2 separate regions of the Homo sapiens genome follow, and region 2 is linked to region 1. Evidence: read pairs that join two places in POLR2A ChIA-PET (ENCODE). Cell type or tissue: GM12878. All regions are shown on one strand. Links, peaks and the distances in the headings refer to the core of each region. The heading gives the core; the rest is flanking DNA.

Evidence for each region. ChIA-PET counts read pairs that join two places held together with the same protein. Peaks named below come from ENCODE experiments on the same cell type or tissue, not always from the same donor. Only the 100,000 strongest peaks of a DNase experiment are listed, where the experiment ranks them.
Region 2: POLR2A ChIA-PET joins it to region 1 with 5 read pairs; 2 of 35 experiments call an interaction of 5 or more read pairs at or near these places.

Annotation. Positions count from the first base shown.
Region 1 is chr7:138,135,839-138,141,282 of GRCh38, reverse strand. No RefSeq gene overlaps it. Among named protein-coding and RNA genes, the nearest start is that of MIR4468, 15 kb to the right of the region's middle. RefSeq lists an enhancer at 2,801-2,910. In GM12878, for the core only: no CTCF peak of the experiment used is centred there; a DNase peak (open chromatin) is centred at 3,212; H3K27ac peaks cover 1,356 bases.
Region 2 is chr7:138,201,780-138,207,223 of GRCh38, reverse strand. No RefSeq gene overlaps it. Among named protein-coding and RNA genes, the nearest start is that of MIR4468, 81 kb to the right of the region's middle. RefSeq lists enhancers at 1-9, 978-1,843 and a silencer at 1,167-1,461. In GM12878, for the core only: no CTCF peak of the experiment used is centred there; no DNase peak of the experiment used is centred there.

The DNA of each region.
Region 1 (5,444 bases), core at 288-5,287:
AAACACAAAACAAAAAAACTGTAACTACAATAATTTGTTAATGGATTCACAATATAAAAAGATGTATCAAGGCTGGGTGCAGGGGCTCACGCCAGTAATCTCAGCACTTTGGGAGGCCAAGGTGGGCAGATTGCTTGAGCTCAGGAGTTTGAGACCAGCCTGGGAAACATGGCGAAACCCCGTCTCTACAAAAAATAACAAAAATTAGCTGGGCGTGGTGGTGGGTGCCAGTAGTCCCAGCTACTCAGGAGACTGAGGTAGGAGGATGGCTTAAGCTCAGTAGGCAAAGGTTGTAGTGAGCCGAGGTTGCACCACTGCACTCCAGACTGGGTGACAGAGCCAGATCCTGTCTCAAAAAAAAAAAAAAAAAAAAAAAAAAGATGTATCAAAACATCATGTCATACACTATAAATATGTATAATTTTTATTTGTCAATTAAAAATAAATTTAAAAAATTACAGACATATGTATTTATTTTTCATTTGTTCAGGCATTCCACAACCAAGTATTACATTTCTACTGTGTTTATGTAAGTGTTGCTGAAAAAAAACACAGAGTCTCCATTTTTACAAGTGAAAAATTGGTGTATTACTTGCCCTTCCTATTGTGTAATGTGATCAAAAGTGCTCTGTAAAACCTGGCCAAACATAATGTGGATTTTTTTAAATGGATAAATAGGTATGTTCTGGGTATAGTGGCTCATCCGTGTAATCTCAGCACTTTGAGAGGCCAAAACAGGAGGATCCCTTGAGACCGGGAGTTTGAGACTACCCTGGTCAATAGAGTGAGACTCTATCTTTACAAAAAATTTAAAAATTAGCCAGATATTGACTGGGCACGGTGGCTTACACCTATAATCCCAGCACTTTGGGAGCCCGAGGCGGGCAGATCGCCTGAGGTCAGGAGTTCGAGACCAGCCTGGCCAACATGGTGAAACCCTGTCTCTACTAAAAAATACAAAAATTAGCTGGACGTGGTAGCAGGCACCTGTAATCCCAGCTATTTGGGAGGCTGAGGCAGGAGAATCGCTTGAACCTGGGAGGCGGAGGTTGCAGTGAGCCGAGATCATGCCATTGCACTCCAGCCTGGGCAACAAGAGTGAGACTTTGTTACCGCCTCCCGCCCTCAAAAAAAAAATTAGCCAGATATTGTGGTGTGTAACTGAAGTCCTGCTATTTGGGATGCTGAGGTAGGAGGACTGCGTAAGCCCAGGAGTTCTGCAGTGAGCTGTAATCGTGCCACTGCACTCCAGCCTGGATGACACTGTGAGACTCCTTCTCTAAAATAAATAACCATAATTTTATATGGATTATTTTAGTTGAGAAGATGAAAAGTGTTGCAAATTGTGTTGTGTATCTGCACCTCTGTGTTCCATATCTTGAATTTATTAGAATGATTAAGGTTGATTATTAGTGTCTTGATATCTAGACACAGATTACATAAATTGAAGAAAACCATCTTCTGTCTCTTATTTTAATACTTCCCTTGTTTATTGTAAATGGCAGATGTTTATGTAATAGAAGAAAGCTCTGTTAGTATGTACTTTTGATGACTTTGCACCAAGAAAAATGCATTTAACATATATATAAACCTGTGCAAAATGTGTTCCTTAGAGTTAGAACTCAAAATGAATTTGAGATGTTGTATTGCCTGTTCTAGTATTACTTCCTCGTCTAAATTGCTTCAGTGATTTTCTATATCCTTCTAGGAAAAACAAGACTAAAGTTCTGTCATGTCCTATTTACCTATCTAGGCTTATCTCAAACCATCACTTATCTGAGTCAGTTCTTAGCATAGATGAATATGCAAATTGTGACATCAAAAATACAGAATGTGGCCAGACGTGGTGGTTCACACCTGTAATCTCGGCACACTGGGAGGCCAATGCAGTCAGATCACTTGAGGCCAGGAGTTCGAGAGCAGCCTGGCCAACATGGTGAAACCCCATCTCTACTAAAAATACAAAAATTACCAGGGCATGGTTGCATGCACCCGTAATCCCAGCTACTCAAGAGGCTGAGGTTGGAGAACTGCTTGAACCCAGGAGGTGGACGTTGTAGTGAGTCAAGATCATGCCATTGCACTCCAGCCTGGGTAACAGAGTAAGACTTTGTGTGTGTGTGTGTGTGTGTGTGTGTGTGTGTGTGTGTGTGGTGTATAAAATATTTATTTTTTTCAAGTTTCTTCAAATGTCATAATTAAAATATATATAGAGAATGTTGGGGAGGGGATCAAATTTAAATTACTATAAGCTTAAAATAGCATGTTATAACTATAAGGTGTTATATGTAAGCCTCATGGTAATCACAAAGAAAAGACCTATCAAAGATACGTAAAAGATAAAGAGAAATGAATGAAAGCGTATCTAGTTATAGTTTAAATATGGTTTGTCTACTTTAAACCTCATGTTGAATTTTTAAAAAACTTTTAAATTTCAGTAGCTTCAGAGGCACTAGTGTTTTTTGGTTACATGGATGAATTGGATAGTGGTGAAGTCTAGGATTTTAGTGCATCTGTCACCTGAGTAGTGTACATTGTACCCAATAGGTAGTTTTTCATCCCTCAGCCCCCTCTCACCCTCTTCCCTTCTGAGTCTCTAATGCCCATTATACCATTCTGTATGCCTTTGTGTGCCCATAGCTTAGCTCCCACTTATAAATGAGAACATGTGGTATTTTGGACTCATGTTGAAATTTGATTTTCTATGTTGGAGGTGGGGCGTAATGTGAGATGTTTGGATTGTGGGGGCAGATCTCTCATGAGTAAGTTAATGCCCTCCATTGGGGGTGACTGTGTTCTCACTCTGTTAGTTCCCATGAGAGGTAATTGTTAAACAGAGCCTTGCACCTCCGCCTCTGGCTTCCTCTCTTGCCATGAGATCTCTGCATATTCCAGCTCCCCTTCACCTCCTACCATAAATGGAAGCCCTCACCAGATGCCCAATCTTGAACTTTTCCAAACATCAGAATTGTAGCCAAAGAAACCTTTTTTCTTTAAAAATTACTCAGCCTCGGATATCCCTTCATAGCAATACAAAACAGAATAAGACAATACCATTACAGAAAATCATCATATCACAAAGAAAGACAGCAAGAGAGGAAGAAAGAAACAAAGGATCTGCCAAACAGCCAGACAACAATGAACAAAATGGAAATAGTCCTTACTTTCAGTAATTATTTTACATTAAATAAATTAAACTCACTGATCAAAAGACATGGAATGGCTGAAAGGATAGAAAAAAGACTCAACTCTATGCTGCTTACAAAACACTCACTTCAGCTTCAAGAATAAACGTGAACTGAAAGTAAAGAGATATAAAAAGACATCCCATACAAAAGGAAACCAGAAGAGAGGAGGAGTAGCCACACTTATGTCAGACAAATACATTTTAAGTCAAAAACTGTGAAAAGAGACATACAGTGCCATTATATCGTGATAAAGAGATCAATTCATCAAGATGATAGAACAATAGGTAATATGGAACAATATATAATACACACACACACACACACACACACACACTATTATGTACCCAACATTGGAGAACATAAATACATAAAGAAAATATTAATAGGTCTGAAGGGAGAAGTAGACAGCAAGACAATAATAGTAGGAGACTTCAACATTGCACTTTCAACAATGGATAGATTTTCCAGACAGAAAATCAATAAGAAAACATTGGACTTGAACTATACTTTAGACTAAATGGACCTAACAGACACATACAGAATATTCCATCCAACAGCAGCAGGATACACATTCTTCTGAAGCACACATAAAACATTCTCTAAGATCATATATTAGGCCACAAAACAAGTCTTAACAAATTTCAAAAATTGAAACAATGTGGTCAGGAGTGGTGGCTCCTGTCTGTAATTCTAGCACTTTGGGAGGCTGAGATGGGAGGATCGCATGAAGCCAGGAATTTGAGACCAGCCTGGTCAACGTATCAAGACTCTATTTATGTATATTTTAATGTATTTATTATAAAAATCTATTATATGTATCTATGTATATTTTTGTATATTTTATAAAAATTAAAAAAAATGAAACTATGTCAACTATCTTTTCCAACAACAGTGGTATGAAATTAGAAATAAATAACAGAAGGAAAACTGGAAACTCAGAAATATATGGAAATTAAACATCATACTCCTGAACAACCAATGGGTCAAAGAAGAAATTGAAGGAGAAATTAAAAAAAATATATTGAGACAAACAAAAATGGAAACCCTACATAACAAAATGTATGGAATGCAGTAAAAACAGTTCCAACAAGGAAGTTTATAGCAATAAATACCTACATTAAAAAAGAAGAAGGATCTCAAATAAGTAATCTAACATTATTCCTTAAGGAACTCAAAAAAGAAGAACAAACTAAGCCCAATGTTAGTAGAAGAAACGAAATAATACAGATCAGAGCAGGAAAAAAAAAAGAGAATAGGAAAAGAATAGAAAAGATCAACAAAACTTTTTTGAAGACATAAACAAAATTGACAAACCTTTAGCTAGCCTAAGAACAAAAGAGAGATGACTCAAATAAAATTAGAAACCAAAGAGGAGCCATTACAGCAGATAACACAGAAATACAAAGGATTGGCTGGGCACAGTGGCCCAGGCCAAGGTGGGTGGATCACTTAAGGTCAGGAGTTCGAGATCAGCCTGGCCAACATGGCAAAACCCCGTCTCTGCTAAAAATACAAAAATTATCTGGGCATAGTCGTGTGCGCCTGTTGTCCCAGCTACTCAGGAGGCTAAGGCACAAGAATAATCTGAACCTAAGAGGCAGAGGGTGCAGTGAGCTGAGATCGCGCCACTGCATTCCAGCCTGGGCAATAGGGTGAGACTCTGTCAAAAAAAAAAAAAAAAAAAAAAAAAAAGAAGGAAATACAAGGATCATAGGAGACTACTATGAATAATTATATAACAACAAATTGGATAACCTAGAATAAACAGATAAATTCCTAGAAATATACAACCTGACAAGACTGAATCATGAAGAAATAGAAAATTCGGACAGATCAGTAAGGAGATTAAATATTAAATCACTAATAAGCCAATGTGGTGGCTTATGCCTGTAATCCCAGCACTTGGGAGGCCGAGGTGGGCCGATTACGAGGTCAGGAGTTTGAGACCAGCCGGACCAACATGGTGAAACCCTGTCTCCACTAAAAACATGAAAATTAGCTGGGTGTGGTGGTGGGCACCTGTAATCCTAGCTACTTGGGATGCTGAGGCAGGAGAATTGCTTGAAACTGGAAGGCGGAGGTTGGAGTGAGCAGAGCTTGCACCACTGCACTCCAGCCTGGGCGAAAGAGCGAAACTCCATCTCAAAAAAAAAAAAAAAAAAAAGAAAAAGAAAAAAGAAAAAAAAGCCTTAGACCTGATGGCTTCACTGCTGAATTCTACCAACATTTAAGGAAGCATGAGTACTAGTACTTCTC
Region 2 (5,444 bases), core at 174-5,173, 66 kb before region 1:
AGTTTGGGAGGCTGAGGTGGGAGGATCGCTTGAGCCCAGGAGTTTGAGACCAGCCTGGGCAATATAGTGAGACCCTGCCTCTACCAAAACAACAACAAAAAAGTTAACATTAAGGAAAACTGAGTGAAGTGTATAGTCTACAGAAAATTTTTATGCCATTTTTGCAACTTTGTAATAAGTCTGATATCATTTAAAAATAAAAAATTGAAAGCTAAAAATAAATGAAAAATAGTATGCATGTTACTCTAAATATTTATATTTATTTTTCTTTTTATTTTTGAGAGAAGTCTCGCTCTCGTCCCCCAGGCTTGAGTGCAATGGCTCGATCTCGGCTCACTGCAACCTTCGCCTCCTGGGTTCAAACGATTCTTCTGCCTCTGCCTCCCAAGTAGCTGGGATTAAGGTGCCCGCCACCACACCCGGCTAATTTTATTATATTTTAGTAGAGACAGGGTTTCACCACGTTGGCCAGGCTGGTCTCGAATTCCTGACCTCAGGTGACCCACCCACTTAGGCCTCCCAAAGTGTTGGGATAACAAGTGTGAGCCACCATGCCTGGCCTCTACATCTCAATAGTAGTTATTTTTATATTGATGAAATCGCCATAATTAAAAAATTGCTGTTTTTAAAAGTGGATTAATATTTAGCAATCTCAACTATCGCAGGGACAAAAAACCAAACACCGCATGTTCTCACTTATAGGTGGGAATTGAACAATGAGAGCACTTGGACACAGGAAGGGGAACATCACACACCGGGGCCTGTTGTGGGGTGGGGGAGGGGGGAGGGAGAGCATTAGGAGATATACCTAATGTAAATGACGAGTTAATGGGTGCGGCACACCAACATGGCACATGTCTACATATGTAACAAACCTGCATGTTGTGCACATGTACCCTAAAACTTAAAGTATAATAATAAAAAAAATTGTTAAAAAATCAAAGACAATAAAACTACCAAATTTGTAATAAAAAAAAATTAGCAATCTCTATGCAGTATTTCTTTGTAAATTTTTAGTGGTAAATAAAGGTTAGTTATTATGTAGTGAATCATATGTGGAGCCAAGGGGCTTGTCCTCCTAAAGGTTTGCTGAAAAATCACTGAAATGAGGCAGATTGATTAATAGGAGAAAAGACATACAAATGTATTTAATGTATATACATGTGAGCCTTCAGAATGAAGACCCAACCCCTCAGTGAGGTACAAAAACTTGTGTAACATCTTGAGGTTACAAAAAGAATGTGGGCTCAGAGTATGGCCAAAAAAAATAATAATCATCAGTTATAGCGGTAAGTCAGGTTTTAGTGGCAAAGCAGATCACGGGAGGGAGAAAGGAAGAGGCTTGCCTAACAAATGTGGTCTTGTTATGTAGATGAAACCTCACAGGTAGGAGCCCTTAGAGAGAATAGATGGTAAATGTTCCTTTTCAGACCTTTAACTCTGTTAATCTTTCCTGGATCCAGAGAAGTGCTGGCTGTATTAATGCAGATTCTCTACAGATGGACATATGCAAATTTCTCCCACAAAAGACATCCTTGCAGGTCACTTCAAAGTATGGCAAAGAAATATATTTTGGGGTAAAATATTTTTATTTCCTTCACATGTTATAATCAAAAGACTCAGAGATACTCGACAATATCTTTCCAATATAATAAATAAGTAGGTGATCATATGAACTATTATATGAAATACTAAGTGCCCTAAGACCAACAAAGAATTTTGCTTCACATGTTACGATGCTCCCTAAACAGTATTTTGGTTGAAAAGCATCTCCTTGTGTAGAAGGACAGATTTGTTTCACTTGCTTTTGGATCTTCAAGATCTTTATATTATTGTACTTATTCCTCCTGTTTAAATTGAAACCGAATTATACATATTGAAACAGTTAGATAAACCATTTACTTTCATTTTTCAGAAAATGGTAATATGCAGATTTTATTAGCAAGAGACATTTTACTGCCATCTGCCAAAAACTCTCATAGCATCAATTTTTAGAGCCAATAACATTATAAATACAAATATTCACAAGAATGGAAAATTATAAAGATGTCTATGAGTTGGGCACAGTGACTCATGCCTGTAATCCTAACACTTTGGGGTGCCAAGGCAGCAGGATCACTTGAGCCTAGGAGCTTGATGCTGCTTGAGTGATCTATGATTGGGCAGAGGGAGATGCGCTCTCTCAAAAAAAAAAAAAAAAAAAAAAAGATAAGAATGACATCCTTTACGCCCTTGTGGTTCACAGTCTGAACAGCTGGTCTTGGAGTTACTGAAAATGGAAAAGGTCAGTTTTCCATGGGAGACCAGCCATATAAAATCTCTCGTCTAGTTGTTCTTGGATTCCTTCCAGAAAGAATAATTGAGATGTGCTTCTTTTTCATATTTTCTTTGCTCTGCAAGCCAAGTCATCATAACGTAATAATCTGCTTAAAGCAAGTGGACATTCAAGCACATATACTTTTTCTTACTTGTTTCTGTCAACCTGAAATAATCAAAAGGACCAGAATCCAGTTTAAAGAGTTTATTCAAGCAAAAAGCTGGGAATAGCCATCTGAGACACAAAGACTCTAGAGAAATGGGGTCAGTGTTCCTAAACGAAAAGCTAAGTTCTTACTTATATAGAAAGATAACAAAGACATTTAGTAGGATTATAACATTTTCTATAAAAGACTGGTTTATGAGTTACAACAATGTAATTTGTTGCAGTTTTGTTTTCTTTTCCATAATGCTTGTTTTCTTTTCTTTATAGCTGGTTTTTATTTCCTTTCCAATTAAAAAGAATGTATTTAACATCCCATCTTAAGACAATGTGATAGCCATGAAGTTTTTGTGTGAGAAAGGTAAGAGGAATGTTAATCTATAAGTGAAGAGGGAAGCGGTCTTCCTCGGGGCTCTTTAATAATTTGCAACATTTTACAAAACAATATAGGCAAGGTAAAAGGCTAATCTATAAACAGAGAAACAAAGTTTACGGCTGCCTAGGTTACAGCTGTCTTTCACGTGACTCAGGTGCCATCATCACATTCATTTATTTTGTTTTATTTTATATTTTATTTTATTTTATTTTTTGCTTGTAAAAATTTATAAGGTACAAGTGCAATTTTGTTACATGCATAGATTGCATAGTGCTCAAGTCAGGGCTTTTAGGGTACCTATCACCTGGATAACATACATTTTGCCCTTCAAAAGTAATTTCTCTTCATGTACCCTTGCAATCTCCTTACCCTTCTGAGTCTGCATGTTCTGTCATTCCACTCTCTACATTCATATGTATACATTTTTTTAAGTTCCAACTTATGAAAACATGAGATATTTGTTTTGTGTGTCTAGCTTGCTTTACCTAAGTTTTTTGTTTGTTTGTTTTTAAACAATATAGCTCTGTCACCCAGGCTGGAGTGCAATGGCATGATCTCCGCTCACTGCAACCTCCACCTCCTGGGTTCAAGCAATTCTCCTGCCTCAGCCCCCTGAGTAGCTGGGATTACAGGTGCACAGCACTCTACCTGGCTAAGTTTTGTAGGTTTAGTAGAGATGGGGTTTCACCATGTTGGCCAGGCTGGTCTTGAACTGCTGACCTCAGGTAATTCAGCCACGTTGGCCTTCCAAAGAGCTGGGATTACAGGTGTGAGTCACCGCGCCTGGCCTTTACCTAACATATTGACCTCTAGTTCCATCCATGTTGCTGCAAAAGACATGATTTCATTCTTGTTTATAGCTGAATACGTGTATATATGCCACATTTTCTTTATCGAATCATCCATGGATGAACACTTAGGTTGAGTCCACATCTTTGCTATTGTAAATAGTGCTTTAATAAATGTACAGGTGCAGGTGTCTTTTTGATATATTGATTTCCTTTGGGTAGATATTCAGTAGTGAGATTGCTGGATTGAATTGTCGTTCTATTTTTACTTCTTTGAGAAATCTCCAAACTGTTTTCCGTAGACGGTTACTAATTTACATTCCCACCAACATTGTGTAAGAGTTCCCTTTTCTCCACATCCTCGCCAATAGTTGTTTTTTTTTTTTTTGACTTTTAAATAATAGCTGTTCTGACTGGGATAAAATAATATTTAATTTTGTTTGTTTGTTTGGTTTTGAGACAGGGTCTTACCCTGTTGCCCAGGCTGGAGTGCAGTGGTGTAGTCACAGCTCACTGCAGCCTCGGACTGTTAGGCTCAGGTGACCCTCTCACCTCAGCCTGTCGAGTAGCTGAGACTATGGGTGGGCACCACCATGCCTGGCTAATGTTTGTATTTTTTGACAGGTGGTTTCTCTCTATGTTGTCCAGGCTGGTGTCAAACTCCTGGGCTCAGGTGATCCTGCTGTCTTGGCCTCCCAAAGTGCTGGGATTACAGGCATGGGTCACCATGCCTGGCTTAGATGATATTTCATTGTGGTTTTAACTTACGTTTCACTGATAATTAGTGATGTTGAGCATTTTTTCACATAACCGTTGGCCATTTTTATGTCTTCTTTTGAAAAATGTTGGGCCAGGCATGGTGGCTCATGCCTGTAATCCCAGCACTTTGGGAGGCTGAGGCAGGCAGATCACCCGAGGTCAGGAGTTCGAGACCAGCCTGGCCAACATGGTGAAACCCCATCTCTATTAAAAATACAAAAAATTAGCAGGGTGTGGTGGTGGGTGCCTGTAATCCCAGCTACTCAGGAGGCTGAGTCTGGAGAATCGCTTGAACCAGGGAGGTGGAGGTTGCAGTGAGCCAAGATCGCGGCATTACACTCCAGCCTAGGTGACAAGAGCAAAAACTCCGTCAAAAAAAAAAAAAAAAAGGAAAAAGAAAAATGTCTACTCATGTCCTTTGCCCACCTTTTTTTTTTTTAACAGACAGATATGACTGTTTCTCATTAAAGGTTTATTCACTAAAATGAAATTTGAATTTCATGATTTTCATATAATGAAATATTGTATTTTTTATTTATTTTTTTTTTGAGACAGAGTCTTGCTCTGTCGCCCAGGCTGGAATACAATGGCATGATCTTGGCTCACTGCAACCTCGGTCTCCCAGGTTCAGGTGATTCTCCTGCCTCAGCCTCCTGAGTAGCTGGGGCTACAGGCATGCACCACTATACCTGGCTAATTTTTCTGTATTTTTAGTAGAGACGGGGTTTCACCTTGTTGGCCAGGCTGGTCTCGAACTCCTGACCTCATGTGATCTGCCTGCTTCTGCCTTCCAAAGTGCTGGGATTACAGGCGTGAGCCACTGTGCCTGGCCTGATTTTCACATAATAAAATATTTTAAAAATTTGTCTTCAACCATTAAAAAATGTGAAAATCAGGACGGGTGTGGTGGCTCATGCTTACAATCCCAACTCTTTGGGAGGCTGAGTGAGCCAGGAGTATTGCTTGAACTCAGGAGTTTCAGACCAGCCTGGGCAACACAGTGAGACCTCTCCTCTGCTAAAAATAAAAAAAAAAATTACCC